Linked DNA regions of Homo sapiens: region 1 is linked to region 2. The links are chromatin loops, found by intact Hi-C in ENCODE. Cell type or tissue: endothelial cell of umbilical vein. All regions are shown on one strand. Links, peaks and the distances in the headings refer to the core of each region. The heading gives the core; the rest is flanking DNA. Region 1 overlaps COPB1 (coat protein complex I subunit beta 1). Region 2 overlaps RRAS2 (RAS related 2).

The links. Hi-C counts contacts between places; a loop is a spot of excess contacts. Peaks named below come from ENCODE experiments on the same cell type or tissue, not always from the same donor. Only the 100,000 strongest peaks of a DNase experiment are listed, where the experiment ranks them.
Region 1: a loop joins it to region 2, with 4 times the contacts of the local background. A loop is called at or near these places in 98 of 110 quality-filtered maps.

The regions. Positions count from the first base shown.
Region 1 is chr11:14,443,476-14,460,230 of GRCh38, forward strand. It overlaps COPB1 (coat protein complex I subunit beta 1), which reads right to left. Exons shown (of 22, transcript NM_001144061.2): 20 at 16,733-16,755; 21 at 15,057-15,212; 22 at 14,037-14,408. The coding sequence ends at 14,349. Among named protein-coding and RNA genes, the nearest start is that of COPB1, 48 kb to the right of the region's middle. In endothelial cell of umbilical vein, for the core only: no CTCF peak of the experiment used is centred there; DNase peaks (open chromatin) are centred at 2,896 and 3,376; H3K27ac peaks cover 1,880 bases.
Region 2 is chr11:14,292,244-14,308,998 of GRCh38, forward strand. RRAS2 (RAS related 2) reads right to left here. Exons shown (of 6, transcript NM_012250.6): 2 at 3,525-3,612; 3 at 2,517-2,619; 4 at 2,228-2,336. Among named protein-coding and RNA genes, the nearest start is that of RRAS2, 59 kb to the right of the region's middle. RefSeq lists an enhancer at 16,724-16,755. In endothelial cell of umbilical vein, for the core only: a CTCF peak has its summit at 8,635; a DNase peak (open chromatin) is centred at 8,678.

The sequences.
Region 1 (16,755 bases), core at 118-8,117, 150 kb after region 2:
TGTGAACTGGCCATTGAAGATTAAGTCTGAGAAAGGGAAAGCTATTCCACTCTCCTTAGTTACTGGTAGATATCTAAGTAGAAGCCAGGGCCACAAACATGCAGTTAGGTACTGCTTCCCAGTGCTCTTGACCCCCGCCCCCAACACCTTCCAGAGCATATTCTCTTTGCTTTTGCTAAGGGCCTAGCTGCCATGGGAGCACCACCATTCTTGCTTAGTCTCTTTGCAATTTGCTGTCAACAACTTACTGTCAGTGTGCAAACGTACAGTTCACATCCTCCAGATATGCAGCATCACACTTCAGTTTCTGCCTCCAAGCCTCTTCCAAGTTCTCTGATGATGCCTGCTGTTGGCTGACTGCCATGCCTTATCTGGGAATCAATGAGACCAGTAGGTCAACTGTGAGCAGCTCTCCCAGGAAACCAGCAGGGTTAATTTTAAAGGAATTGTGACTTGTCACACACACTGTGATTGTTCTACACCTGAATGAGGTTGCTGGAGGTCCCTCTGTCCTATCCCCTCCTCCCCTATTTCCTTCAGTGACTTTGGAGAAAAAACAGATCCTATTTGATTTCCTTCTTCCTCAATCTCTTAGGTTCCCAAAGTCTGACTGCTCCGTTCACACTTTTTCAAAGGGCATTGGTGGGGACCCAGTAACCCACCTCATTCCTAAAAACTTGGTTACCCAGTGGTGGGCCATATTTCTATTTAATATCCTGTGATAATAATAACCATGGTATATCCATTTTACAGATGAAGAAGCTAAACCTCAGAGAGGGTAAGAGGTGAGAGGCTCAGGGTGGGGAGAAACCAGAACATGAGACGGGAATACAGCCTAAGGCAAGGCAATAATGACTATCTGTCAATGTTTGGCTGCCCAGCATCCATTTCCCCGCTTCCTGATAGTACCCTGATTTCTGTACACATTATGTGCAGTCTTGGTGGGAGCAGACATGCAGAGAGGCCTGTCTCCCACTACAGTTAGGGAAGGGCTACAGAATTCTAACCTTTGAGATTTAAGGGAAATAGCAAAAGTTACCTCCCTGCTGAGACTAGTATGCAGCCTAGCCCACACTCCATGTTTAGCAAAGGTCATTTCTGCTCAGCACTCTTTTCTTACAATCTGAGTGGTTTTAGGCAAGTCACTTAACATTCTTTGCCTCAGAAATGATGTGTGTAGGTCGGGTGTGGTGGCTCATGCCTGGGTGGATCACTTGAGGTGAGGAGTTTGAGATCAGCCTGACCAACATGGTGAAACCCTGTCTCTACTAAAATACAAAAATTAGCCAGGTGTGGTGGTGTGTGCCTGTAATCCTAGCTACTCGGGAGGCTAAGGCAGGAGAATCACTTGAACCAGGAAGGCAGAGGTTGCAGTGAGCCAAGATCTGGGCAGCCTGGGCGAGAGAGCGAGACTCCATCTCAGAAAAAAAAAAAATGTTGTATGTAACATCACCATCATTCCTAACGTGTGTTAAGTGCTCAGTGGTTAGTTACTGCTCTGATCGTCATAATTATGCTTTTGTCCCCAGTGAATGGGTTGAATCAATTGTGGTATATATCATCAGCATGACAGAAACTATTTAAAGTAATGTGGAAGCAGATATTGACTTATTGAAACAGAAACTGATTTATATGGTTGAATAAAAAGGTCAAATTATGATCATACTTTGATTAAAATATGTATATACGCCAGGCGTGGTGGCTCTGCCTTTAATCCCAGCACTCTGAGAGGCCGAGGTGGATGGATCAGTTGAGGCCAGGAGTTCAAGACCAGCCGGCCAACATGGTGAAACCTCATCTCTACTAAAAATACAAAAATTCGCTGGATGTGGTGGCATATGACTATAATCCCAGCTACTTGGGAGGCCGAGGCAGGAGAATCACTCAAACCTGGGAGCTGGGGGTTGCAGTGAGCTGAGATCACGCCACTGCATTCCAGCCTTAGCAACACAGCGAGATTCCGTCTCAAAAAAGAATAAAAATACCTGAAATAGTACATCCCAAAATGTTAATCAGTATTTATCTCTGATGTTTTATTTTCGCCTTTCTTCATTTTCTATTTTCAGTGAACAGACATTAATTAATAGTTACTAATTTTTAAGTTTAAAAAGGCCATCACTTAGTGGAGAATCAAGGCTTGATTTCAGCCAGGGGCAAATTCAAGCAGATAGCACAAGGCAGCCAGGTTCCACAAAATAGGGATGAAGTCAGAATAGCAGTCACATCAGACATGTGGTTGGCATACTTCCGATTTAAAGGGCAGTCCTAGGCAGTGGCTAGATACACAATCCAACCCTCTAGGGGAGCTGGGGGCCAGAGCAACTCAGGTCCTTGTAACTACTTTAATTCCTGAAAACCTTTCTTAATTACCCTCCCCATCTACCAGCCACTGTCTACTCCATTCACCTAATTTATTTCCTTCCCAGGACTTACTCTGAAAACACCTTATTTGGTTGTTGTCACAGGAATGTAAGCTCATGTGTGCAAAGATTTTGTCTATCTTATTCATCATATACATGCTGTGACATGAAGAGCGCCTGCACAAAATAGGAGCTCAATTAAAAAGAGAATTAATGCAAAATCAAAACCCACCAGGGAATAAAAATGAGGCAGAAATCCAGCTGTGCCTTTGGGATCTACAAGTGTGAGGGGTCAGCAATTATGAGTTCACCTTGTGGGGTTGGATTCAAAGTAAGGAATATAAGCAAATAAATACAATTTCAATGGTCTTTTTTCTTTTCAAAAAGCAGTTATCACATTTTTTAAAAATGGTGATGACACTTCCAGAAGAATATGACACAGTCTCTATGTATGAACTTATTGGAAGTCTGGGCTAAATGAGTAACTTCCTGAATGACATGAAAAGTGATGAGGCTCTGGCATTCTGGAAAAACTTGATACAAATTGTACACTAAAGTAATTCCATGGAATGATATTTAAAAGTTTAAATGGCTACTTAGTCTAAAAGATTTTGGCTTAAAGTTAAATGAATATTTCTTATACACATCAAAATCCCTGGCATAACTCAGTTTTTATGGGACACAAGGAAGCAGAGAATTCTGAGTTTTATGTCAAACTTTTTGTGAACGAGCAAGTAGGAAAAATGAAAGTGAGAGGGGACAGCTGAGACTTTCATTCATCTTTTATATGCCACACACTAACAAGCCATGAATTTTCTCATTTAATAACCCTACAAGGCAGGCACTATTTATTTCCATTTTCCACAACAAAAAAATAAGGCTGAAATAGATTGACTTGCCCAAGATCACAGTTAATAAATTACAGAGGAAAATCTAAATTCCAGGTTTATTTGATTCTAGAGCCTGCATACTTTTTATTTACCACACTTGCCTCTCCAGCATTCCTGGAAATCCCCTTGATGAAATATATTGCTCATCTTAAAAAGAAAAAAAAAGGCAATAATATGGCTTAAAAGGAAGCAGGAAGTAATAGGAAAAACTAAGTAATTCACAAACTATTAGGTTGAATCACATAAAATTGCTGATACTTGACTTTTTTTAACCCATAAAAGAAGCAGTTTCATATACTTCAACCTCATGGTATGGTATTATTTCTGTGGATAAAGATCACCATGACAACCCTATTAATAACTACTCCATCACTCATCTGTACACACCTTTACTGATTAAATTTCATGTCATTTCAGTAATGGCTTAAGACAGGAAGTGTTTTACATATGAGGAAGAGCAGATTTGATAACCCTACCCATTTTTCAGAGTAGCATTTGCCCTTAGGAAAACATGTTTAAGTTTTTTTAAAAGCTCCTACCTGTCCCTTACTCCCTGCCCCTTCCATGTCCCACTTTCCACATCATGTTCTGTCAAAATAACTTTTTTTTTTTTTTTCTAAAAAGAGACAGGGTCTCGCTCTGTTACCCAGGTTGGAGTGCAGTGGCACAATCATAGGTCAATGCAGCCTTGAACTCCTGGGCTCAAGCAATCCTCCCACTTTAGCCTCCCAAGTAGCTGGGTCACCATGCTGGGCTATTTTAGTTTTTGTAGAGACAGGGGTCTCACTATGTTGCCCAGGCCAGTCTCAAACTCCTGGGCTCAAGCAATCCTCCCACCTTGGCTTCCTAAAGTTCTGGAATTACAGGTGTGAGCCACTGCACCCAGCTTAAAATTACTCTTGAATTTTGCTTCTACAGTTGGCTTCTAACTGGTCTCCCACACTTCCAATCTATTCTCCAAAGGTTTTTTCCTAAATGCAAATCTGGGCTGGGCTCAGTGGCTCACACCTGTAATCCCAGCACTCTGGGAGTCTGCAGCAGGAGAATCAGTTGAGGTCAGATGTTTAAGACCAGCCTGGACAACACAGCAAGACCCTATCTCACAAAAAAGAAAGAATTTTAAAAATTAGCTCAGTGTGGTGGCATACACTTTAGTCCTAACTACTTGGGAGGCTGAGGTGGGAGGATTGCTTGAGCCCAGGAGTTCAAGCTTACGGTGAACTATGGTTACGCCACTCACTGCACTCCAGCCTAGGTGACAGAGCAAGACCCTGTCTCTTAAAAAACAAACAAAAAGCAAATTTGTCACTATCTGCTTACAATTTGCCATCTCCAGCCTAATCGTATTGCCTCCCAAAGATGCTATGTTGAATAGAACCCAATTCTCTGTGTCATGTACCTCTGTGACTTTCTCCCACCTGTTTTGTGGCTGGAATGGTTTTTTCACCCCTTTTCCCCCATCCCTTATTTGACATTAAGCAGCCAAATTTATGCTTTTCAAGGCTTAATTCAAATGTCACCTCTTTATGAAACTATACCTGACTCTCCTCTGATAGCCACCAGTTTTCTGTGCTCTCACAGCAATTGATACATTTTTCTATTTTAAGACTTTCAAGCAGTGCTCTGATTAGGTGTTTCTGTGCCCTTAAAATATTCACCAGACTTTATCTTACTCTTAGTAACACCAGGATGTTGCATAACACTAGATGTACAGCAGGTATTACCAGTCAGAACCCAAGGGTCCTTAGCACTGAGTCCCTGTGTTTTATCTTAGTTTGGGGAATGAGGGAAAAAGCATACAGGTTGAGTGCCAAAAACAAGGGTGCACTCTTCCAGGGCGTTTCCAGAGTTCTTTTACATTGAAGGCATAAGCTGGGGACTACCTGAACTGGGATTTACATTTCCATTACCAAGGCTTATTTCATTAGGGTAAACGGTGTTTATGAGCACTATATATGGATTACATAAGAGCATTTGGGTTTTATGTTTTATACAAACATCTAGGATGGTAGTGGGGCACCTAGAAACCAAATTGTCCTTTGCTACAACCATGAAATACAAATTCAATTTGATAAACAAGAAACAATTTGCTAGCTGAAAATATATGTATGCAATATAAAACCACCAGGAGCACATATGGCCACAAAGACAAGCTGTTAGATCAAGAACATTCATCCCACCAAATATTAATATTTCCATAATGCTTCCTCAGTACTTTTAAAGTTTGGTAGCAGGCATTAAAGTGTTAAAAATCTTTATAGAGAATAAACATAAAATTGACAAAATGTGTTCTACCAACTTGGGAAAAAGATCATCACTATCTGATTTTAGCTGTGGGAACACATTTGTCCAGTTTGTGGAATACTAGTGTTCTAGCAGGGAAAGTTTGAAAAACATGCTCTTAGCCTAACAGAAAGCAGTCATACTTTTACTCAAAGCAAGGGATCACTTAAAAAAAAAAAAGTGTGACTTACTTTGTAGAAAGAGAAAATTTTGATTATAATTCATTAAATTCACTTTTTAAATGTTGTTGGGCTTTCAGAAATGGTTTGCATAGCTCAGTAGAAGTCAGTAATTTTCCCAGACTCCTTGAGCCAGATGGGCATTTTCCCTACACCCTGGCTGGTGAAGTCCTGTGTGGTAGGAATCTGTTCCCACCCTCTTATAAGGGAATACATTGTTAACTCACAAGAGGATGCCCAGAAAAGGCTGAGGTTTCAGCCACTTTGAATCCCAAGAGATCAAGATCACAGATATAAAAATCACAAAAGCTGGAATCAGGGACTGTAGCCAATAAAATATCTTAGCTACACCCAGTAACAGGGTGGGTGGGGTAGACAACATTTATTTTCAAGATGTACTGGAGATAAGACTGATGTGATATTTCAATTTCCTATTCACTTGGAGAGATAGGCCATGTATCTGCAACATATCCTGACTCATCTTTTTTTTTTTTTGAGACAGAGTCTTGCCCCGTTGCCCAGGCTGGAGTGCAATGGCACAATCTGGGCTCACTGCAACCCCCGCCTCTCAGGTTCAAGCTATTCTGCTGCCTCAGCCTCCCGAGTAGTGGGATTACAGGTGCCCACCACCATGCCCGGCTAATTTTTTTTTTTTTTGTATTTTTAGTAGAGACAGGGTTTCACCATGTTGGCCAGGCTGGTCATGAACTCCTGACCTCAGGTGATCCACCTGCCTCGGCCTCCCAAAGTGCTGGGATTACAGGCGTGAGCCACTGCGCCCGGCCCTGATTCATCTTATGCAGGAGACATTATCATAATGTAGGAGAGTGCTGTCTTTTTCTCACCTAACATTTTTTTCCTAGGCACATCCCCACAGTGCAATTTAGTCCACACCCTAGTTATCTTTATGACTATATGCATTATTCATTTGGTCACTCAACAAATATTTATTAAGCATCTACTATCTACTGGGTACTCTGGTACAGACTATAGACACACCACCATTGCTTGTCAATACTCATTTTGGAGCATCTTGATCATTTTTCATTTTTATTATTAAAAATGTTATTAAATCTTTGGACTTTTTCTTTTTTTCAGTATGCCTCTCAAAAATAGTATTAGTAGGGAAGAGTCTGACCAGGTCCAAAAATTGTATAGAAACTGTTGTATGTGACTAAAATTAAGGCATAGGCTTTAATTTTAAAATTATATGTGAAGTTTATGGTTAGGCTACTGTAGGAGACCACGTTAAGGACGACGAGAGTCTAAACCAGGACAATGGCAGTGGAGTGGGGAAAGAAGATTAGAAAAATATTGAGGAAGGGAAAAAAATGAGTCTTGGTGTCTGATGAGATATAGGTGTGAGGGTAGAGTTAAAGATGACTACTGGGTTTCTAGCATAAATTACCAGAGAACACAGTAGAGGAGCAAGTTAGGGGAACAAGATAAATTCCATTTCATTTTGATGTGCCCATTGGTAACATCCAGGTAGAGATATCCCAGTTGATTTACAGAGCTTGTTGAAGAGGTAGCTATAAAAACACAAGGCTTTCCTGCTCCTTGTTTATGGATAAAATAAACAATAAAATAAAATAAGGATATTTTTAAAAACATAAAAAACAAAAATAAAACATAAGGCTTTTTAGTATAGATTTTTAAGCCAGAAACCCAGAAAGTCAGCTAGCTGAATTGTTTCATTTTACAGATAAGAACATAGGCCCAGTGACATCTGTCTGTTTTCACAAAGCTACTTAGTGAATTGAGAATAGATTTAGAAAAATTCATTCAGGACTCTTTCAGTCCAACATGCTGCATTTCATTTGTTTATTTTGTTGGTTTTACAATTGTGATGGTTAATATTGAGTGTCAATTTGATTGAAGGATGCAAAGTATTGATCCTGGGTGTGTCTGTGAGGGTGTTGCCAAAGGAGATTAACATTTGAGTTAGTGGGCTGGGAAAGGCAGACCCACTCTTAATCTGGGTGGGCACCATCTAATCAGATGCCAGTGTGGCTAGAATATAAAGCAGTCAGAAGAACGTGAAAAGACTAGACTGAGGCCAGGCGCGGTGGCTCACGCCTGTAATCTCAGCACTTTGGGAGGCTGAGGCAGGTGGATCACCTGATGTCAGGAGTTCGAGACCAGCCTGGCCAACATGGTGAAACCCCATCTCTACTGGAAATACAAAAAAATTAGCTGGGCTTGGTGGCAGGCGCCTGTAATCTCAGCTACTCCAGAGGCTGAGGCAAGAGAATCATTTGAACCTGGGAGGCAAAGGTTGCAGTGAGCCGAGATCATGCAATGGCACGCCAGCCTGGGCAACAAGAGCAAAACTCCATCTCAAAAAAAGAAAAGAAAAGACTGGACTGGACTGGCCTAGCCTCCCAGCCTATATCTTTCTCCAGTGCTAGACTCTTCCTGCCTTCGAACATCAGACTCCCAAGTTCTTCAGTTTTGGGACTCAGACTGGCTTTCCTTGCTCCTCAGCTTGCAGACAGCCTATTGTGGGACCTTGTAATCGTGTGAGTTAATACTTTATAAACTCCCCTTTATATATATATCCTATTAGTCTGTCCCTCTAGAGGACCCTAACTAATACAATTATTCCACATACAATTATTCCAAAATACATACAACGCAAAGTTTTCTCAGAATCCTATAATTATATACAGAGCCCAGATAAAAGACACAAATCCCACTTGCATTCTTTTGTCACTGCATGACTGACTTCTCAGAGATTCTGCCATTGCTAGATGGAGAAAATAAAAGAGGAAGTGGTCAGATTATTAGAAGTGACTTTTGATCACAGTGAGCAACCCCTAAACATCACACTGTTATTGTAACCTGGCTGCACATATCTCTGGGCTCAATTTTAAAGAACCAGTCATCTGATTGTCATTCTGAAAGCAAACAAAGCCAGTATGTTCACCATAGATGATCTATCACATGAGGAACATGGGTTATGACAATTACGTTTAGCTAACAATAGTTGATAGGCAAAAGTGCCAAGAGCTTATTAAAAAAACTACACAACAGGCTGGGTGCGGTGGCTCACACCTGTAAACCCAGCACTTTGGGAGGCTGAGGTGGTGGATCACCTCAGGTCAGGAGTTCGAGACCAGCCTGACCAATGTGGAGAAACCCCATCTCTACTAAAAATGCAAAAATTAGCTAGGTATGGTGGCAGGCATCTGTTCTTCCAGCTACTCGGGAGGCTGAGGTAGGAGAATCGCTTGAACCCACGAGGCGGAGGTTGCGGTGAGCTGAGATCGTGCCATTGCACTCCAGCCTGGGCAACAGAGTGAAACTCCGTCTCAAAAAACAAAACAAAACAAAACAAAACAAAAACAAAAAAAACTACACAACAAATAGTTACAGAGTCAAGGGCCAATGATACCTCAATTGAATAATTCTCAAGACATGAAGATTCTTTTAAGTAAGTTACTGTGTAAAACGTACATTTTACAGTGTAAAATGAAGACCTAAATTCTGAGGGAAGTATAAAGATAATGGGAACAGGGTTCAGTCTCCTCTGAAAGGTAAGGAAGGTCAATGTGGGAAAAAATGGAATGAATACATACTGATGAGCATCTACTGTGTGTTAAATATTCATAATAAGTATCATTTCATGTTCATATCACCTCTGTGAAATACACCTTAAAAGCACCTTACAAATGAGGAAACTGAGGTACAATTTATTAGGCTGTGGTGGCAATGTGTGACTAGTTACAAGGGCTTTAGTGTCAGATACCTGGCTTTATATCTGAGTTTGTCTCTTACTATTAAACCTTGAATAAGTGACTTAACCTGTTGTAAGACTGTAATCGTCATCCTTAAATGATGGTATTAACAGTATTTGCCTTAGAGGATCATTGTGAACACTGTAAATGTCATGGAAAAAGCACTCACAGTTATACCCTGGCACAAGTAAGCACTGACTAAGTTAGCTATTTACCATTGCCTGAGACTACATAGCACATAACTAGCAGATAGGATTCCATACTTTCCTAATTCTAAACTGAACTTCTGCATCATACCTGGTTACTTCTGTAGGCTCCTGAGATCCTGGAGGTAGAGAATGGAGCTGGGGACAGTAACAGTGATGGTGTACTGAGAATCTGGGAGAGGAAAGTAAGGCAGGAGGCTGGTATCCCTAACCGTTTTGAGGACAGCATTCAGAACTATTAAAAGACAAGCTATAATTTAAACTCAATCTTGATTTAAGAGAAAGGCTATACATTAGCTGACTGGAACATTCATCAATCTGGAAGGAACAAGTCACAAATAAAACTACTTAGTTTACCCAATACATAGCACAAATATTTCACCTCTGATATTATTTGAGTTTCTAAAGATATTTATGTTTTGGTTCTCTTACCTTTCTGATATCCCTAAAATGAGTTTTTGTCTCCCACATTATTTCCCACTTAAGTAGAAAAGTTTCTGACAGGTAGCAAAATATCACTATCAACCTTGGCATTTTTTTTTTTTTTTTTTTCTGAGACAGGGTCTCACTCTGTTGCCCAGGCTGGAATGCAGTGGCATGATCACAGCTCACTACAGCCTCAACCTCCTGGGCCTTATCAGTCCTCCTACCTCAGCCTCCTGAATAGCTAGGACTACAGGTGCATGCCACCACGCCCGGCTAATTTTTTAATTTTTTGTAGAGACAGGGTTTTGCCATGTTGCCCAGGCTGGTCTTAAACCCCAGGCTCATGCCATCTGCCTGCCTCAGCCTCCCAAAGTGTTGGGATTACAGGTGTAAGCCATCGTGCCCAGCCAAAGTTGTTTTTAAAAGAAGAAAAAGCAAGTTTTCTATTAGTGAGGTAAGCAAACAGCTTGATGTATCTGCCAACTATATTAACTTCCTTCTCTTTGTTCTCATTTACGAATTACCTTGCTAATAGAAAAATAGCCAGGTGCAGTGGCTCACGCCTGTAATCCCAAAACTTTGAGAGGCCAATGTGGATGGATTGCTTGAGCTCAGGAGTTTGAGACCAGCCTGGGCAACATGGCAAAACTGTCTCTACAAAAAATACAAAAATTAAATTAGCTGGGCATGGTGGCATGTGCCTGTGGTCCCAGCTACTCGGGTGATGAGGTGAGAGAGGTGGAGGTTGCAGTGAGCCAAGATCGCACCACTGCCAGACCCCGTCCCAAAAAAAAAAAAAAAGGCCGGGCACCGTGGCTCACGCCTGTAATCCCAGCACTTTGGGAGGCTGAGGTAGGCAGATCACGAGGTTGAGATTGAGACCATCCTGGCCAATATGGTGAAAACCCATCTCTACTAAAAATAGATAAAAATTAGCTGGGCATGGTGGCCCACGCCTGTAGTCCCAGCTACTCAGGAGGCTGAGGCAGGAGAATTGCTTGAACCAGGGAGGTGGAGGTTGCAGTGAGCCAATTGTGCCACTGCACTCCAGCCTGGTGACAGAGCCAGAGTCCGTCTCAAAAAAAAAAAAAAAAGTTTTTTAAAAAAGGAAAAATAATCTTGCTTTTTCTTAAATTTTTTTTTTTTTGATGGGGGATCTCTTTGTTGCTCAGGCTGGTCTTGAACTTCTGGGCTCAAGTGATACTCCCACCTTGGCCTCCGAAAGTGTTGGGATTACAGGCATAAACCACCATGCCCAGGCTCCTTTAAAAAAAAATTTTTTTTTAAAAGAGAGGGAGTCTCACCCTGTCACCCAGGATGGACTGCAGCGGCACAATCATAGCTCGCTGCAGCCTTGAACTCCTGGTCCCGAGAATTTCTCCCGATTCAGCTTCCCGGGCACATGCCACCATACCAGGCTAATTTGTAAAATTTTTTTGTAGAGACAGGGTCTATGTTGCCCAGGTTGGTTTTGAATTCCTGGCCTCAATCCACCCTCCAGCCTTGGCCTCCCAAAGTGTTGGGATTATAGGTGCGAGCCACCACACTTGACCCTTTTTCTTCTTATAAAACAACTGAGTGCCAATCTCTTCTAATTGCAAAATGAAAAAAAAAAAAAAAAAAAAAAAAAATCACTGCACAGAGCTCCCTCTAGTGTTGTGACATTACTGCAATGTAAGCCATTTAATGCTCCTGTAAGCTTTACAGGTTTATCCACATTCAATACATTAATATATTAAGCTTTCATTTGGTATTTAATGTTTATTCTCTACCGGACATCATGGTCCTAATTATATGGTATCTTATAATGTGAACAGCTACTATCTTTGAATGTATATTATATCCCAAATAACAGGGCATAGTGTAAACAGCTTCTTTCAACAATGTGCTGCTATCCAATTCAGTTCACATTTATTACATGCACAAAGCTAATGAAATGCTAATGAAGTAAACAGTTTAATGTATCTGACAATTGTGTTAACTTCTTTGTTCTCCTTATTTATGAATTTAAGAAAATGGCAATGTGAGGCAATCTGATTCCAACAAAAATGGCCTGAATATGTCAGGCAGGCAACTTTCTAAGAGTATCAACCGAGATATATTCTAGGATGTACACAGGCATAATTCCTTCAGATATGAAATGTGATACTGGTTAACTGTGATTACAACACTAATATCATTAACAGGCTAAGTCACTTTTCCTGTCCCATATATTGTCAATAGGTCATGGAAAAAGGATTCCCTGGTAAAGTAAGGTTAGGATATACTGGGTTAAACCAAACTAATCTGCTTTCCTCTCAGAATCTCTGGTATGCTAATGTACATTGTGAATCTCCAGTGCAGGACAGTTTGAAGCTTTTCCCCAACTTACTTGACTATGGAATTACTTTTTCACTCAGAATATCTAATGACATCTAAGGAAGCTAATGTTCAGTAGAACAGAGTTTGGGAAATGATGATCTAATCCAAAGTTGCACCAGCTCCTTCGCTCTCATTGCAAATCTCTACCCTTGAATCGACATCCCTTCTCTGCACTTCCAGTATATCTTTCCCATTTGATAAGCCCTGGCTTTGTTCTAAGATCTCAGTGTTCTGGAATCTCAAATGCCCTGTAATCTAGGCTTTTTTTTTCTTTTTTTTTTTTTAAAAGCAAGTGGCTTCACAGTTTATGACATCATACAAGGTATCAATCTCCTTATACTCCAAACAAATCATTTCATTCTTAATGAAATAGGAGATGCTTTCAGTCTTTCACAGACCTTATCTAAGGACTCACAGGGAATGCAGCCTGAACCCTAGCTGGTAGACAAATAATAGCCTTAAGTTTAGACTTAGCTAAAAAATCAGACTACCTCAATCACCCCCAATGAAAGTAAAGGCCAAAAGGAAAGCACAATCAGACGCTGGGAAACTTAGCTTGGAAATGCATTTGGAATTATACTGCAGTGTGATGGTACCCAGTCCTAGTGTGAAGTGAGGAAAAGGAGACGAGTGAGTAAGGCACAGAGGCAACAGAGAAAAAGGCAGCTTTTTGAATCCTCTCTAGTTGAATCCTCCCAGTACCAGCTTCAGTAATTGGTTAGAACCAGTTTTATTCCTAACAAACATAGAACACCCTAAACTAAATGTGAGTAAGGCACGGAGGCAACAGAGAAAAAGGCAGCTTTTTGAATCCTCTCTAGTTGAATCCTCCCAGTACCAGCTTCAGTAATTGGTTAGAACCAGTTTTATTCCTAACAAACATAGAACACCCCAAACTAAATGTGAATGATTAAAAAATCTATTTTGGATTATCTACTCTTCATTATGATTCAGGATAATTAAGAACAGTATATCTATTTCAGTTCGGGTACATAATACTTCTTTAAACTGCAGAGCGATCTGTTTTCTCAAGTTATTTTGGGCCGGGTGCGGTGGCTCACGCCTGTAATCCCAACACTCCGGGAGGCTGAGGCGGGCGGATCACGAGGTCAGGAGATCGAGACCATCCTGGCCAACATGGTGAAAGCCCGTCTCTACTAAAAATACAAAAAATTAGCCAGGCGTGGTGGCGGGCACCTGTAGTCCCAGCTACTTGGGAGGCTGAGGCAGGAGAATGGTGTAAACCCGGGAGGTGGAGCTTGCAGTGAGCCAAGATCACGCCACTGCACTCCAGCCTGGGTGACAGAGCCAGACTCCATCTCAAAAAAAAAAAAAAAAGTTATTTTGATACTTTCTCCCTGGAGCTAAATTCAAGAGCAAATCCCTTCAAAACATGATAATGCATTTTTAGAGATAGCAATGTTGGAATATTAAATAAGTAAAAAACAACCAAGTGAATCAAGGCCTACCTTATTTTATATCATTGAATTTGTAAATTCTCTTAATAAAGCTGCATATATTCACAACTCAGTAATTTAAATTTATAATAGAAATTTATAACCCAACTAAAAGAAATCCATTGCCATATAACTAAAATTATGTAATCATTTATTTATAAAATAACAAAAATTTATGAATAGATCTGTTTATTGTACTGTGAAAAGGGTCTTGGTACATGAAACATTATATACTTTGAGGACAGCATTCAGAACTGTTAAGACAAAAGACAAACTATAATTTTAAACTCAATCTTGATTTAAGGGAAAGGCTATAAATTATTGGCTGAAAAGTATTCAGCATGAACTCAGATTCTATATAAGCATGAAAGAGTACAAAAGATGTTGGAGTCCAGTAAGCCCATACCTAAATTAACTGTAAAGCTTCAAGGACTTTTTGTTTATTTTTATATACTAGTTTTCTTCTGTGACAAGTTGATTTTATCTCCAAGACTTAAGGCCATTCCCTGTAAAGAAAAATTAAGATATTTATAATTATTTAAACTATGTACAATCAGTAGGTTATTCCATATTATTAAGCCCCAATTCAATTCAATGACACCATTATCAACAATAAAATCAAGGACATACCAAACAGACTTACCAAACTTTACTGGTAATTACCTTTCAGTGCTAGATTTTTCAAGCCGTCACCAGATTTTTTTTTTTTTTTTTTTTTTTGAGACGAAGTCTCATTCTGTCACCCAGGTTGGAGTGAAATGGCACAATCTCAGCTCACTGCAACCTCCACCTCCCGGGTTCAAGCAATTCTCCTGCCTCAGCCTCCCGAGTAGCTGGGATTACCGGGTGTGCGCTACAACACCCAGCTAATTAGTCACTAGATTTACACCTTGGCTTTCAAAAAATTCTAGAGAACCCATTTCACAAACACCCCATAGGAATCAATCTGGTTTTAGGCAAATATCCCAGAATGAGGGGCCCAAAAGGTGAGAAATTTTAATGAGAAAAGTTATACTTCTATTCAGAGTATATTATTATTGTATGTGTATATGCATCTAATGCTAAAAAGATACTACATATAGAAATAATAAAGTCATAAATTCCTCCCCCCTTTGTCAGTCCAGAGATACTCTCAAAAAAAAAGGAACTGTTACCTGGCTCTTTGCACGAATTCTTATATGGCCGGTAACAGCAGCATCTGGTCCCTGGTGAATTGGCTTCTCAATGCTGACATTTGCAAGTGCATCTTCACCAAATATGGAACGAGCATAAAGGTTGGCTGCCATAAAGCCACAGTAACCAGAAAGGGCCTGGAAAAAATTTGTGATAAATTCATTACTTTACCAGATACCTACATAGAGGCAAAAACCAAACAGCATAGGTGACTTTTTTTTTTTTTTTTTTGAGACAGAGTCTCACTCTGTTGTCCAGCTTGGAGCTGGAGTGCAGTGGCGTGATCTCGGCTCACTGCAACCTTCCTCCCAGGTTCAGGCGATTCTCCTGCCTCAGCCTCCCAAGTAGCTGGGATTACAGGCATTCGCCACCACACCTGGCTAATTTTTGTAATTTTAGTAGAGACAGGGTTTCACCATGTTGGCCAGGCTGGTCTTGAACTCCTGACCTCAAGTGATCCACCCGCCTCGGCCTCCCAAAATGCTGGGACTGCAGGTGTGAGCCACCACGCCCAGCCCCATTGGTTATTTATCACTTAAAACAGTACTTACATACAGGGTGGTGGTTACATAATCTTATGAGTTTGTCAAAACTCAACTATACATGTAAAAAGTGTGAATTTTACTGTGTATTATACCTCAATAAATCTGATGTTAAATAAATAGTTCTTAATCCGATTTGTATTTATATATTCTGTTTACTTAACTTGCTTGACTGCCTCCCATATCAGACCTTAAGCGCCATGAAGGAAGAGACTACTTTTGTTGGACTCAGTATATGCTGAATAAACTAATATATAAATTAAAACCTACTTGTTTGGTAGCAGACATTATTTTATTTATAAAATGAATATTATAACATTATAGAAATTTTACATAAAGAAAAAAGTTCCTTAGAGCTCCAGCTTCATTTTTCTTTCTCTCTCGTTTTTTTCATACATACACAAACATAGCAAAAAGTCACAGTATAACAACGATTCTGTATTTGAGCACATATATTTTAACCAACAATCAGAGCCCACGGAAGAGCTCATGGACATTTTCTAATCCAGTATTACAAATAAACGATTTTATTTATCTTTTTGAGACAGAGTTTCACTCTGTCACCCACGCTGGAATGCAGTGGTGTGATCTCGGCTCACTGCAACCTCCACCCCCTGGGGTTCAGGTGATTCTCCTGCCTCAACCTCCCAAGTAGCTGGGATTACAGGCACGTGCCACCACACCTGGGTAATTTTTGTATTTTTAGTAGAGATGGGGTTTCGCCATATTGGCCAGGCTGGTCTCAAACTCCTGACCTCAAGTGATCTGCCCGCCTCAGCCTCTCAAAGTGCTAGGATCACAGGAATGAACCACCATGTGCAGCATAAACTACTTTAGAATGTGCCTCTAGCTGAATGGGGGAGAAGATTGAAAAGAAAATAAAAAAAAAATTAATCTGACTATTCAGTTGGGTCACTGCACTAGGAAAAAGTAGGATGGTATAGTCCAATAGAAAGAGGTAAGCAGATTCCAACATTCTATGGGATAACATCTTTTAGATAGCCTAGAATGGTACTGCATATTGAATAACAAAAATGTGCTAGAGGAAATACAGGAAGGCCAGGAACCTACTCTACCATTCCATCAGATTTCTGAATTTCCTAGTCAAATTTTACCTTTTCTGGAGTCAGGCATTTCA
Region 2 (16,755 bases), core at 4,084-12,083:
CTCCTCCCTTCCCTAATCTGCCACTGCCTACCCTACAGGAGATCTCCACCTATCCTAGGTCTCCTACCTATTCCTTTACTGGAGCTACCACCATGAGAAGGTTTGAGAAAGATCCTATTTCTATATTCAGGACAGGAAGCATATAGGGGTGAGGCAAAAGTCAGCGAGAGATAGGAAGAGAACTCCTTCAATGCACATCTACTTTGCCATTATTTCCCAGATGCAATGACATATAGAGTTTCTAGTACTAGAAAGAACTGAGAAGAGCCACAGGCAGGGTCCACTGGGCAACATCAATAAATATAATCAGGTTTAGAAACCTCAAGGAAATGGTCTTAAAAAAAAACAAAATTAAATCTAAAAAAAATAGATGAACTGTCTATGCTAGGTTTATAATGTAAGCAATGCCATATTCTTAATTATTTCAAACAGTTTATATTGATTTGAAATGAAGAACAAATTTTTTCACTCTAACTTTATAACCAGATTTGAACGAGATTTAGCAGGAAAATTTATTCTATACCAAGTTTCATCAGTGGACATTTCCAAATCTTAGCATTAAGATAATATATCATTTTCTTGGGCCAGGCATTGTGGCTCATGCCTGTAATCCCAGCACTTTGGGAGGCCGAGGTGGGTGGATCACAAGTTCAGGAGATCGAGACCATCCTGGCTAACATGGTGAAACCCCGTATCTACTAAAAATATAAAAAATTAGCCGGGCATGCTGGCAGGCGCCTGTAGTCCCAAGCTACTTGGGAGGCTGAGGCAGGAGAATGGCGTGAACCCGGGAGGCAGAGCTTGCAGTGAGCCAAGATCACGCCACTGCACTCCAGCCTGGGCGACAGAACGAGACTCCGTCTCAAAACAAAACAAAACAAATATATATATATATATATATATATATATATATATATATCATTTTCTCTTAAGTCAGTGTTTGAAATTGGGTATGCCGCCAATAAAATTTTATGTACACAGCTAAAATCAGAGACAGTTACAAAATAGAAAGCTGCCCTCAAAGCTGTTTATCAACCAATTTTTCCTGATGTTTACACTTTTCCAACAAAATCCTAAGAATCTGTAAACACAACATAATATAAAAACAAGAATACTTAAATACCAGCAAAATAAACAATTTAAACAATACATTTCAGATGTGGGGTAGAGACAAAAGACCTTTAAAAAAAGCCATATAACATTGATATTGTTTGGCTGTGTTCCCATCCAAATCTCATCTTTTTTAACTGCAGTTCCCATAACCCCCACGTGTCATGGGAGGGACCAGGTGGACATAATTGAATCATCCGCGGTTTCCCCCATCCTGTTCTCGGAGATCTGATGGTTTTATAAAGGGCGGTTTCCCTGCACACTCTCTCTTGCCTGCCGTCATGTAAGACGTGTCTTTGCTCCTCCTTCGCCTTCCGCCATGACTGTGAAGTCTCCCCAGCCATGTGAAACTGTGAGTCCATTAAACCTCTTTTTCTTTATAAATTACCCAGTCTTGGGTATGTCCTTTTAGCAGCATGAGAATGGACTAATACAAATGAACAGCCGGCATTAATATACAACTGACCTTGTTCCCCTCCCCTACAAAAAAGATGAATGTGCAATGTTACCAAAAAATTGTTTTAACTAATAAAATTTCAGTAAGTGGGTAAAGAAACAAGTGAGAATAAATTAGCCTGCAAACTAAATACTAAAAATATTATTTTATTAAATGTTACTGAAGTGTTAGAGCTAGCCAATGTAAAGAATTAACAGAAAATTCAGTCATTAAAGTGACTTAGAAAAAAATCCAAATACTGCAATTTAAATGAAAGCCATTCTCTACATGAAGTTAATTTAGTATTAACACCGAATAACTTAGGCCTTTAGTGGTAACTTTGAAATTATCCAACTAAGTTAGAGTTTTGGATGTAATCCAAGAAATTATTACATGCGAATAAAGCTAGTTTAAACACTTGCAGGCTTATAAAGTCTTATAAAATTTTATGAAAAACTATTTGAAAATAAGGAATTTTAATTTCCCCAAATCTACTTCCTTTTTATTTTTCACCCGCTGTGACTTCTGTAAATACAGTGTGCCAGACTCAGCTATAAACACTTAAGTGGCATGGAGCACCGTATTTTTTTTTTACTAGACTTTCAATTATTTCCTTAAATCTATCAGTTCACTCACATGATTATAAACAATTGGTTTCCCAACAGTGAAATTCCTTCTCACCTGTCTTTGATGATCCAGATCTGCTTTATTACCAATTAAAATCATTGGGAACTCATCACGATCCTTTACTCTGAGAATCTGTCTTTGAAACTTATAGATTTCTTCAAAACTTAAAAAAAAAAAATCAAAAACAAATTAATCAATTTGGTCAAGTATCAGAATTCAGCAAGTCTCATGCCCCAATTAGTACTTTATTTTTCCTTTTTCTATAAAAACAAAAAGTCCAAACTCAATAAAGTCTAGTGATCTTGACAAGAACAGTGGATCTACATTCTAATATGGTACAAACCTGCCTCTATCTGTGACTGAAAAGACCAACAGGAAGCCTTCGCCAGTCCTCATATACTGTTCTCTCATGGCTCCAAACTCTTCTTGTCCTGCTGTATCCAAAACTAAAGAAAAAACAACAAATGTAATTATACTTGTTTTTTATAAACTGCTTCCCCACAAGGGCAAGACCAATTAATGTGAGTCCTCTAGAGAGCCTCATACTTGGTATAATACAGAAATGGCATTCCTTTCTTAGTACTTTATTCTTAATACTAAAGGCAAATATATTCTAATGGCAGACAGTTACAGAGTTTATCTTCATCAGTATGGGTTGACTTTGTGGTTAGAATATATTAGCACACTAATTAGAAGCTTAAAAATATCAAACACATTTAATCAGATGGAGTCAGGTGACCTCTAAAATCACTTGAATGTTTTATCCCCTCCATGGAAAAAACTGAAAAAGATACCTGTAAATTCAAGAAAGAAATCTGAGTTATAACCACTATCCCCCAATACCATACTTAGTGCAGGTGCTAATGTAACTTTTGATCTCTGTAAATAAAAGAATCATACATATTAGAAGAATAGAGCTTTCTTTGTGGAGAGGGGGGATGTTTAGACACAAAACAGTACTTGCTAAAGTCTCTGTGCTATAAATTCTAAGTAACAGTATCAAACTTTTTCTATATTCACTTCATCCATTTTAACCTTTGCCAAAAGGTAGGAAGAGTTGAGACCTGACAGGTTTTTTCCAGTTGTCCCAATAAAATCAACTTCAACAAACTGCAATGAGACCAGTTTCACTAGAACAAGATCAATACAAATATCGTTTTACTTTTCATTTATTGAGGAATATTTAAATTACCCATTATGCAGACTCTTCAATCAAAACTTATAAATGACATGGGCTAATATTCCAGATCATCTAATATTTCAAATATATTATTTAACATAGCAAAACATCAGCGCTTACTTTTTTAAAAAATATGATATGCAAATTATCAAACAAAGGAAGTTTACTTACTATCTAGCCGGGCTGCTCTGTCATCTATCACACACTGCTTTGTGTAAGAATCTTCAATGGTTGGATCATAATCCGTTACAAAATAGGACTGCAAGAAAAGAAAAAACTTTATTTTAAAATTCATGGCCAGGCATGGTAGCTCACACCTGTAATCCTATGCTCTGGGAGGCCGAGGGAGAAGGATCACTTGAGGCCAGGAGTTTGAGACCAGCCTGGGCAACACAGCAAGACTCTTATCTCTTAAAAAAAAATTAAAAAATTAAAAAATTAGCCGACGTGGTGTGTACCTGTGGTCTCTGTTACTTGGGAGGCTGATGTGGGAGGATCACTTGAGCCCAGGTGGTTGGGGCTGCAATGAACCATGATTGTGCCACTGTACTCCAGCCTGGGAGACAGGACAAGACCCTGTCTCAAAAATAAAAATAAATAAAATAAATAGAATAAAAAATAAAATAAAATTTATGATTACCTGCCTACCAATGTACCAATGTAACTTTGCTTAACAAATTCCACTTATCCAGAACTAATCAAAACATTTTCACTGTACTAGGGTTTACCCTCTATGACAATTCCCCACCAAATGTTCTTATGAGCACCTTCACGTGAAGAAAAGGTACTAGGTATCTCTAAATTTTCATATCTGAAATATGCAAGACTGTAAAAGATCTACAACTTTTTTCATAATTATTTAAGGTTAAGAATCTAGATCTCAAACTCTAGAAAAATTAGAAAACACAGTAAGTTATAATTCAGACCTATTTGAATTAGCAACCTGATTATAATCATCAGTCCTAAGAAGTCAAGTATCTGGAAAAAATGGAGACAACACAAAGAGGCCTGGAACATTTCATCTTATACCTTTCTTTTCTCACACTTTGTCTTATTCCCCTTTCAACTGCCTTATGTACTACAAGAAAATATCATTTTGAAATTTTTTCATTAGTAGGAACCTCAAACTTACTCTTTCACTGACATCTTTTGTTGTTTTTTTATCTTAAATTCTATTCCTCTCTTCTCTGATCAAACCCTCCCAACTACCGAAGTCATTACCATAAAAAAAAGGGGGGGGACAGTTAAAGTATCCAAGTAAGAAGGGAAGAATCTCAGCCTACATTTCAGTTTTATTTAAAAGGGTTTTAAAAAATCAGCTACTCAGGAGGCTGAGGTGAAAGGATCACCTGAGCCCAGAAGGTCAAGGCTGCAGTGAGCCATGATCATACCACTCTGCACTCTAGCCTTGGTGACAGGATGAGACCCTGTCTCCAAAAAAGAAAAAGGTTTAAAAAAGATAACAACAATAATCTGAGAGAGTGCATTTCCCTCTTCTTACAGAAGGGCACTAACCAGGACACCAACATCATCCTCCATTTGTTCTGAGTATCTCCTTTGATCTACTTTGGACTGACTTCCTCAAAGCCCATTTTCCCACTGGCTCATTACAAAATCTGAAGGAATGATTTGGAAGGAGACAGCTTAATGCTAGGAACCAGCATCAAGAGTATTTAGCCTTCTTCAGGCAAGGGTTCCTGGCTCTTGGGACCCAACATTCGTGGCGACCTATGCAAACACCAGAGAGCTACTCAGAAACAAGCACTCTTGAAGAGGACAGAAAAGAATCCCCTGGTTTTGGGAGGAGATATATTAATCTGCCTGATACCATGACTTTACATATTTTTTTTGAAGGACACTTTCCACATTTTATTTAAGTCTTAAGAATAACTTTAAAGCCAGGCATGGTGGCTCATGCCTGTAATCCTAACACTTTGTGAAAATTACTTGAGCCCAGGAGTTCCAGACTAGCCTGGGCAACAAGGTGAGACCGCATCTCCACGAAAAATTTAAGACTTAGCCAGATGTGGTGGTGTACACCTGTAGTCCTAGTTACTCCGGAGGCTGAGACAGAAGAACTGCTTGAGCCCAGGAGTTCGAGGTTACAGTGAGGTATGATCATGCCACACTGCGCTCCAGCCTGGAAGACAGAATAACACCCTGTCTCTTAAAAAAATTTTTTTTAAATTAAAATTAAAATGTTTAACTTTAATCACAGAATTCCATATCTATAATCCTATTTGTTTTTTGATGTTTCACTTCAATGCATGATGTATTGAACAAAGTCTGTAAAAGAAATGTTCACCAACAGCAGTAACTTTTAGTAGGAAGCCATCTCCTCCACCACTCCATCACCATTTAAAAATAAACAGGTATCAATTCACTTAACTAGCCTTAAAAAAAAAAAAAAGCAGGTATCAAAACAATCATGAACTTACTTTTTGGCACCCATGCCACTTCAAAAAGTAAATAAATTTTACTGGCAACAATATTCTCTACACCCACTATTTTAAACAACAGGAATCAGCAGTCTTTCACAAGCAAATTGGATAAAGCATGCGCTGTACTTTTTAAGATTCATTTCTTGAAACATGTTTCCCCATATGCCATGCTTTTATATCTTGTAAAACCTGAATTTCACTGACTACTCCCAGCTGATGCCTAAAAGTGCTACACTGTCCCTACTGATTTGGCCTAAAATATAATAAACAAATGTTAAATACATTTTTTACAAATGCCAAGCCATGCACAATAGCTAGAATTCTTTAAATGTGACAGTTCTTGGCGTTGTGAGATTAAGATATTAACATGCACAAAAGATTGTTGGTTTGATTGTTATATAAAAGATTGTTGCAACTTTGAAGTCCAGTATAATAAACTGTTTTACCTCTACTCGCTATGGACATTTCTTTGGATGTCTTAACTCTTGAAACACAATCTTAGTATTACAAGAATTTTGCCATACTGCTACATGCATTTATTTCCACTCATATTAATTTTTAAGACAAATTCATTGTTGGGATTTTTGGATATTTAGGTTCACACCCAATCTTTGCTGTGTCCTATCTTCATACTTTGTCTACAGAGACCATCATCTACTGGCTACACGTAAATTGTAAAGAGCCATCCACATTGAAACAATCCTCCTCCAACGAAACATCACTCTGGGAACTGCCTATCATAGAATCAAAAACCTCTTTCCCTCTCAAAATTCTAAGAATCCATAGGTCAGAATATCCCTAAGAGCATTCACTGTGTGCAGGTAACAAATACAGGCATCACCTCTCACCAAAAAGGCAACATTTTTGTTAAACTTGGGTACCAGATATTTGAGGCAACAGATCACCAATAAGTAATCAGTCCCCGTGATGAAGTGTCGTGGGTTTAATTCTAACTCTGCTATTCCCTAGCTGTGGGACCTAAGGCAAATCACTTTACATGTCTAATCTTCAGCATCTGTAAAACAGAGACAGGAACAAAATCCTGTGAAGCAGGTAAAATGAAATAATGCATATGAAGTGCCAAGGCATGCTGATTAATAAATGTCAACCATAATAATAACTATTGTTTTTGTCATGCAGTTAAATGGTCTGAATTAGTGTTTTTTACTCAAGTATAAAGATTTGCTAAGCTCAGGAGTAGCTGTAATAATTCCAGTCCTAGTTACACTTCAGACCAACCACACGACCTCTGGGATTTGGTATCCAAACGTTGTGAATCAAGACAAAAGCTGGGGTTCTGGAAATAGTCTCTGGATCTGAGCAGCAACTACACAGTTAATTTACATAAGTAAAAACCCATCAGGCTGTACACTTAAGATCTGTACACTTTTTTGTACATATATGAATTATACCTCTAGAGAACATATAAATTAAATGGCTCCCTGCTGCTTACAGGATTCCATAGTTTCTTTACATGCTATGCAAAGCCCTCCAGGTTTTATGTAGTATGCAAAGCCATCCAGTTTGATCTGTGTTGTTCACCATGCAAAGCCTCATTCCCACTACTTGAAACCCTTCAGCCAATTGTCCTTGCTCTCTTGATTTCACTCACTCATTTGTTCAGTGATCATGTATGAAGCACCTACTAAGTACTCCATAAAGATACTCCATAAAGACAAGGTCTCTATCTTCAGAGTCCAGTGCCTTTTATACAACCACCAGTAGTTGAGGTATTACTGGGGGCAAGAGAAGGATTGGGGCATTTTAAGTCTATACCCAAGCCAAAAAACAAACAGCATGAAGTGCCAATACCATGCTTGTTCAGAAGGCAAGAGAAGTTAGACAGTTAATACTACAGTTATGTACAGAACTATGTATGCGTTCACTTATCAACACAGCCTCAGCAATTTGCCAGAAAAGAAAACAGTCTCTCTCCTGAAATTATAAAAAGTTACCAACCACAGCCCAGAAAGGATGTTCTGTAGCAGAAAGAGAAAAAAAGAGGAAAAAAAAGCAAGCACAGTATTGCACTGAGCTAGACAGTAAAGGTTCAGGCAAGGATAGGGAAGAAGGGTGGACCCAAGGGCTCAAAAGAGTACACTGAGGGGAAAGGAAGGGTGGAGGATGGAGAGAGCACATGTTTCCTGATAGACATGAAAGGATGTGTGCAGAAGAATCCTAGTCAAAAGACAAGGAATACCCTCCCATTCAAAGGGCAGCATGCCTTCCCGGTAGTATGGATGGGCAAATGAACTTCAGTTTCTTTAACATTGTCAGGAGATGTGGAGAAACATTTAGGATTAGGGAAGCTATCACATTCAGACAGAGATAAAATCGGGTCTGGCAAGCCTGGGCAACCCCCATCTCTACAAAAAATAAATTAGCCAGGCATGGTGGCACGCGCCTATAGTCCCAGCTACTCAGGAGGCTGAGGCAGGAGACTGAGGTCAGGGGATTGCTTGAGCCCAGAAAGATGAGGTTGCAGTGAGCCATGATGGCACCACTGCACTCCAGCCTGAGCAACAAAGCAAGACCCTGTTTCCACCCCCGCCTCAAAAAAAATTGATCTGGGTAAGTTTGTCAGAAGCCCCTAATAATGCCAAAGTATAATATTATGCTGGGATAAGCAGGATAATCCTGCTTACATGCCACTAGATTGCATAACAGGAGCTCGGGCTGGCCTCCTAAGGAGAACTGCCAACTCAGTATCTCCCCATTCAAAGAAGCCACGTTAAGGAGGAAAAGAAGAAGGAAGGAGAGAAAAAGGGGTGAGTTGCCCTTCCGCCTTCAGTGGTAAGGAGTGACAACACACTTTCTTCTGACACCAAGCTATTGGTGAAAGTGTAGTTCCCAAACACTGCCACAGAGTGGTGCCTGGTCTACACCCTGGGACTGGTAATTTACTGGAAATTCTAGGAAACTCAGTGAATCCAGCACACTGGTTAAGTCTACCACCCTTGCATAGAAAAAGGATAGGCTAGCTCTAAGGTACCACTGGGGAGTTGTAAACAAATGGAGGGCAGTTCTGAGCACAGCATCATTCTCAGGAAAGTCGTAGGAGTTCTCTAAAACCATAGGGTATAGAAAGGGGAAGGGAAAAGGAAAGGAGAGAACGGAAACAATAAACAAGTGTAGGAAAACCCTGAAAAATACTGAATCTGGGCAACGTGTATATGGTTGTAGGTTCTCTGGACTTTTGTATATATTTGACAGTTTTCATATTAAAATTAATTTTTTCTAAATCTGGTGGTAGCACATAAGGAAAGAGACAGTGATCCTTTTTTAACCCTGAGCTTTCACCTCATTCTACTCAAGACTACACATCATGTAGAAGGCTGATGTTTTTTCTTGCTCAGAATATTTTCCAGGTTTTTTTCTCTTTTCCCCCTCCCTCTTTTCTCCCTTCCTCCTTTTCTCTCAACACCACATATATCTTATCTACTTCGTCTTTTATTTTTTACTTTTATTGTCCATTTCTTCCCCGACCGAACTAGAAAGGAACTCCATGAGGGCAGGGACTTTGTCAGAGAAGTAAAGTGACCTGCTTAGTGCTTAAACATCAAATAACTTTGCTAATCTGCCTCTCTGAAAGTAAAACACACTCACACTCATCTTCCATTCCTGCTTCCACTGATCCCATCGAAAGTGACATATCCATAGGCCAGGCATGGTGGCTCAGGCCTATAATCCCAGCACTTTGGGAGGCCGAGGCAAGTGGATCACCTGAGGTCAGGAGTTCGAGACCAGCCTGGCCAACATGGTGAAACCCCGTGTCTACTAAAAATATAAAAATTAGCTGGGCGTGATAGCGGGCACCTGTAGTCCCAGCTATTCAGGAGGCTAAGAAAGGCAGGAGAATCGCTTGAACCCAGGTGGCAGAGGTTGCAGTAAGCCAAGATCATGCCACTGCACTCCAGCCTGGGCAACAGAGCGAGACTCTTTCAAAAATTAAAATAAATAAATAAAATTCATAAAATTTCAAATTTCTCATTCCCTTATTGGCCTATAAAACAAGGAGTAAATGTACCACACACATACACACACACACACACACACACACACACACACACACACCAAAAACCAAGACTAACAAATTTTCTTTCTTTTCTTCTCCTTCTTGAGCTCCTGCTCAGCTCACCCCTTACCCCCACACTACACACAGATATCAGGTCATGAAACATTCTAGAAGCAAAATTCTGTGATTCTCTGCTCCCTTCCAGTTTAAGACAGCATTTCCCTATTATTACTTCTATCCATAAAACACGTACTATGTTTTTTAAATTATGATAAACCAAAATGAGATTTCATTAACTTGCTTCCTATTAATAGATGCATTTATATCTTTACTGGAGACAACATGATGAGAAGAAAACACAAGGGCTCTGGAGTCGGAGAGCCTGAAATCCAAATCCAGAAGCCATCCTACTTGCTAGCTGTTTGAGTCCTTGGGTAAACTAACACATCTCTAACTCCATTTCCTCAACAGAAAAGGGCAAGAACAGCTAGTTTAGGGAAGGCATATTCCAATGCCCACTTCAGATGTGGCAGCAAAGAAGTTGTAAGAGAAAAGGAAAAGCTTCCCAGGGAGCTGCTCCCACTCCCAGGGAGTAGGGGGAAGCTCACAAAGTTGCCCCTCGGGATCTAATAAGGGCCACAGGTCCCCAGTGACTGTTATGTAGCCTCCACTCTCCTCTTCCAGGACAGAAGCGCTGGCTGAAGCCATCCTGTCCCTAGTCCCACCACTGTATCTCTGGTGTGTGGGGCTGCCTAGGGAGGCAGCAGAATTGAGGGAGTCTGAGATGTAAGTCAAATAGACCCGGACACAGTTCTATCAGTTTGCCAGCTGTGGGAAACTAGAGTAGCTCACTTAACCTGTTTGAACCTCAGTTTCCTTGTCTATGAAATGAAAATCACACCAACTTTGCAGGATTGTTGTGAAAAGTTAAAAATACTCTATGTCTATGTAGAGTACAAAGCCCAACAGATGACACACAGTAGGCCCTTAATAAATTATAGCTGATAAAGCCCAAATCACATCTTGCTTTCTTTGCAATGCTTTCAACACTCCAACCAGAAAACAATCTCAATATTCTCTTACCCTTAAAGTGACAACAGTTTGGATTTTTCTCAACTTCTGTCTTATTAGTAATAAGTTGTGATTTGGAAAATACATATACCAAGCTTAATGTATACTATATAATTGCTACTTACAATTTCCTTTTACAATTGCTTATCCTTTCATGTATGTGTCTAAGTGAATGTATGAATAACTGATATACTGAGTTAAACTCAATGGGTATAAGCATAAAACTTTCCCTCCAAGCCCCTCTGTGGGAAAGTTTTTCCTTGTTCCTGAATGAAATCTAAGGCAAGTCTCATAATTTTTTAAAATCATTCTTTGACTATAAATATATTTAGGCCAAACACAACAGTTCATGCCTGTAATCCCAGCCCTTTGGGAGGCAGAGGCAGGAGGACTGCTTGAGCCCAGGAGTTTGAGACCGGCCTCAGCGACAGAGAGAGACCCCCATCTCCACAAAAAGGGGGGAAAAAAGTTTAAATATCCTTCAGCCCCAAGAACACCATAGTTTCAATAACTGTCTTAACTGCAGTAATCAATACTCATCTAAATTAAAGCTTCTCCCCTTCCTTGGTGGAGCTGAGAAGTCTAGTTGGGCTGGGGGATGTGAGGGGTCCTGTCATCATCTCTCTCTCCCTGCTCTGCATCTCTTCTACCCACAACAAGGCTGTCTCTGGCTCCTTCAGAGTGGGAACTGAAGCAGTGGGAAAAGCTATGGGGGTGTCAAAAGGCCACACCAATTAAGTGTGATGTTCATACCAACTTTTTCATGAGGGCCCTCCATACTCAATTCCCAGAACTTAAGTGAGACCTGGCCATTTACAACTCCAACCCTCCACCTCTGGGGTTTCCATGGGTACCTTCCTCCTGGTTCATGTCACCTTCTAGGTGGCCGAGCACAGTGTCCCTTTCTAGATGGCTTTAAGCTGGTTTCACCCAGCAGCCTGAGGAAACACTAACGTCTTTCTAAGTACAAAGTGCTAACATACAGCCCTCTCTGTGCTCTGCTGCCTCAGGGCTACTGATCCATAGATTTGTATACTAAACCTTTCATTCCCCAAACTCGAGGGGATACATGTCAAATTCTCAGAATGACTCCATTGGAGCCTCCCTCATCATTTGGCTTAAATGAAAGGGGCTTAAGGAGAAGCATCTTTCTCCTCTCCTCCACTACGTGTGGAAGCAGGAAAGGACACCAAACATACAACATACTAATAGCTCTTTCCAAAAACATTGTCTTAGAACCCTTAATAATCTCAACACTTTTATTCCCTAGAGGTAGGTATGGGCTACATGTGCAAAACCAGTTTAAGGCTACCCACTATGCAAGTTCTTGGAATATGAGGATAACTTGGCACCTACTGTTTTATTCTGTCTTTTGGGTTTCAAAAGAAGCTAAAATGAATTAGAGTTCCAGTTAAAATTGTGTTATATGTATGTCCCAGGACATATAAAACTCGATTTACATGCTCAAGGTTTTTAAAACTTTCCTGAAGCTAAGTAATATACTTGCACACAGATCTCAAAGTAGGGGAGGACTGCAGTGGGGAAAGAAGAATTAATTTCCCCAAGCACAATAAGGACCTAGTTAGCCATTGGTAGCCTCCATTTTCTAAAACAAGAGCAGAGCAAATTCCTCTGGTAACACTAGAGAAGACTGCAGCAACTTCAGGCAGCTGTGAGCCAGAGCTGGGCTCCTCCTTGTGTCACTTTTTAGCAGCAGCTGTCATGTCACAGAGAACCTTTGTTCCCTGCAACATCCTCCCTTATTTTTTTTGTCAAATGTTTCCAATATGCTTGATATTCCTTCACTGAAGTATAGCTTTTGACTGAAATTAGTATTTCATTTAATCTAACATGTACAATTATATATGTCTATAATTTAATCCCCAGAACTCTAATGCAGAATAATAAAAGCTACACTAAATCCAGTAATCCTTTTAGTTCCTTTTTAACAAAATTTAGTGAGGTCTTCAGTGTTGCCAGTTGTCTCAGACTGCCTAAAGCAACCATGTGCCTTCATTTGCCTTCCATACATTTTCAGCTAATATATATGTATTACCTCACATATAGTATTTAGTTGCAAATGAATGGGCCTGGTATGTGCCAGCAGAAAGTACAGTACAAAGTCAGCTTACAAACTGGTTCTATGACAAAAGTCTGTTTATAAGTTATTTGGAGTTTTTTCCTAAATTGCAGGTATATTCGGAGGCCAAACCACAAAAGCTACTACTGGATATGGCCCTGCCAGTATCAGCCCCAAGTTCCAACCTCCAAAGCACGGTAATTTTTCCTAAGAAGAAATGGGAAGAGAATTTCTTTTCCTTTTCCAGAGGACAGAGCCAGGCCTAAACAAAACTTGTATAGAGGGAAAGCTTGTCTTTGGGGTACCACTTGTATACCCCAGCCTTCTCAGCCTGACCTAACTCCCCACTCCAATAGCTTTCCCTGGGTTTAGCCTTCTTCTGAAAACATTCTAAGTACAAAAACACTGTATCTCTCTTCCCACTGTCCTCAAATTAAAACCCTCAAGAGATATTCCTTGAATTCCCAAATTAAAACCCACAGACACATTCCCACTAGCAGTGTTTGGGGGTTCCAATTTTTCAATATCCTCACCTAGACCTGTTATTAAACTCAGTCTTGGCCGTGCGCGATGGCTCACACCTGTAATCCCAATACTTTGGAAGGCTAAGGCAAGAGGATCACTTGAGCCCAGGAATTCGAGACCAGCTGGGCAACACAGTGAGACCCCCATCTCTACAAAATATTTAAAAATTAGTCAGATGTGGTGGTGCGTAACTGTAGTCCCAGCTATGTGAGAGGCTGAGGTAGGAGGATCACTTGAGCCCAGGAGTTAGAGGCTGCAGTGAGCTGCGACCGCACCACTGCATTCCAACCTGGGCTACAGACTGAGATCCTATCCCCCACCGCCGCCCCCACCCCAACAAAAAAAGAATTTTTTTTTTTACAACAGACACCCTACGGATGTAAAATAGTCTCTCACTGCAGTTTTAATGTGCATTTCCCTAGTGGGATGTTGAGTACCTTTTTGTGTGCTTATTGGCCATTTGTATATCTTCTTTGCAGAAATGGCTACTCAAATCGTTGCCCCTTATTAAATTTTATCTTATCATTGAATGTAAGAGTACTATATTCTGGATATAAATCCCTTATCAGAAATATGATTTACAAATATTTTTTCAATGGTTTTCATTCATTCCTTCATTTATAGAGATGTGATCCCACTATGTTGTCCAGGCTGGTGTCGAACTCTAGGCTTAAGGGATCCTGCCATCTCAGCCTCCTGAGTAGCTGGGACTACAGGCATGCATCACTGTGCCCAGATGATTTGCAAATATTTTCTCTCATAGCCCCCTTCTTATAAAGCCTTCCTGCCATAAGTGAGTACATAGTTCCTAAATCTCAACTGTGGGGCGAAGTCTTATTACCCACCAACAACTCTCCACAATTCCAATTCCACATACCCAGGATTTTGGGCAATACCTGCTCCTGAGCCATCAATCAGTTGTACTAGCCTCCCACTAGGTGGCTGTTCTACTGGGCTGACTGCTGATCTAGAATGAAACTTCCCTCACTGTAACTATCCCTCTAACACCCCATTCCCTACCCTGAGCTTTTCCTATCACACTGAGCTTCAGCCTATACCATGCCCTAGCATAGTTCACTTGTCCCAGTATGTGAATTTACCCTTTTTCATCAAATCTAAGATGACACTGATTGTAAGACCATCATTATTTTATGTGCCAAGATAAAAAAAAAAAAAAAAAGGCCGGGCGCAGTGGCTCACGCTTATAATCCTAGTACTTTGGAAGGCCAAGGTGGGTGGATCACTTGAGGTCAGGAGTTCAAGACCAGCCTGGGAAACATGGTGAAACCCAGTGTCTACCCAAAATACAAAAATTAGCAGGGCATGATGGCACATGCCTGTGGTCCTAGCTATGTGGGAAGTTGAAGTGGGAGGATCATGGGAGCTCGGGAAGTCAAGGCTGCAGTGAGCAGTGATTGTGCCACTGCACTCCAGCCTGGGTAACAGAGGAGACCCTGCCCCCTCCCCCAAACCAAAAAAAACAAAAAAAAACAAAAAACAACAACAACAAAAAAAAAGCAGAAAAAGGAAGAGGGAAAAAAAAACTGCTACCAATACACTCATGACATGCCTTTGACTATGAAGCATCTCAATTTCAGATATACTAAAATGTACGGGGGGAAATGTGATGAAATACAATAGTTCAAGACAACCGTATTGGTAAGGCTAGTTTTTGAGACAGAATATCTCATTTTGTCGCCCAGGCTGGAGAGCAGTGGTGCAATCTCGGCTCAATGCAACCTCCGTCTCTCCCTGGTTCAAGTGATTCTCCTGCCTCAGCCTCCCGAGAAGCTGGGATAACAGCGCCCACCATTTTACAGATGAGACCATTGAGGCTCAGCAGTTAAATAACCTGCCAAAGGTCACAAAGTGGAACTGGGATTCCAATCAGGTCTAACTCCAATGCAATACTCCTTCCATTATACTTTCTTTAACCTGCCATACTAACATAGCACATAGCCTGCGACAGTTTAAAAAAAAAAATCCTGGTACCCCTTAAAATAAGTGATTCATTATTTTTTTAAATTATAAACTGCTACTGCCAAATAGAAAAGTAAAGTCGTTTCATTAAAAATGGAAACGCCCCATTTGTAAGTTACGAGTAAAGGTGTAAGTAGGTCATTTTTTTTTAAATACACAAAGATACTGTTTGACCCAGCAATTTCAATTCCAGAAACTTATCCTGCCGATAGGTCTGCACATATAAGAAATGATATGTACAAGGTTGTTCATAGTGAAATGTCTTTAAAAGACTGGAAACACAATGTGCTTCAGCAAGGACAATGTCATTCAGCAAATGCCTGGTTAAATTACGAAAGGTTCATTCAATATGAATATAACCATTAAAAAAAGGAATGACTTCATGCATTAATATACAGCAATCTGCAAGATATGTTGTTAAATACCCACAGTTTATGTATTTGCTTTATGTGCACAAAATATCTCTGGAAAGATACACAAGAAACTGATTAACTTTACCTGTGGGTTTAACTGGGTTGCTAGGAGATATGGATGGAAGGAAAACAATTCTTGTAGCTTTCAAATTTGAAATACATGAATGAAAGAAGGAACCCAAGAGTTTCGAAAGACCTAGACAGATTAAACATAAACTCTTTAGTAATAAAAGCTAGATTCTAGTCCCAGCTATACAAACAACTAGCTCAGTGCTCCTAGATGAGTAAATCTCTTAAACCTCTTTCCTGGCTCTCACCTATAAATGAGGGGTTTGCCCTTCATGACCTCTTTAAGACTCTTTCCAGCTATATAATTTTATTATGACACGTTTAGCTCCTACAATATGCCAAATATAATTTATAGGTGCTATCGAGGACTTCCTTGTTTTAAATTTGTGGAATACAGCAAAATATCATATTTTAAAAGAGGAAGATTTGCTTGAAGCCCTACCTCTGCTACTTTATAGCTGTAGGATTTGCAGTAAGTCACTCCTCACTGACACCAAATTTAATTACTTGCAAAGCTGAGAGACACTTTCAAGAGTTTTTTACAAGGAGTAAAACGTGAACATTTTCTGTACTTTACAGCTCCACATGAAATGTGAACTACTGCACACAGACTCCCCCTTCAGGTGCTATGAAGTAAAGAGCATGTATTTTAGAGGCAGTCAGACCTACATACCCCGCTTAATTGCTGTATCATCTTGGGAAAGTTATTTAATCTCTTAAGTCTCAATTTCCTCACCTAAAAGATGATCATAATGATTCTTACTTGAAAGGGCTATTGTGAAGATTAAATGATATTGTTAAGTACTCA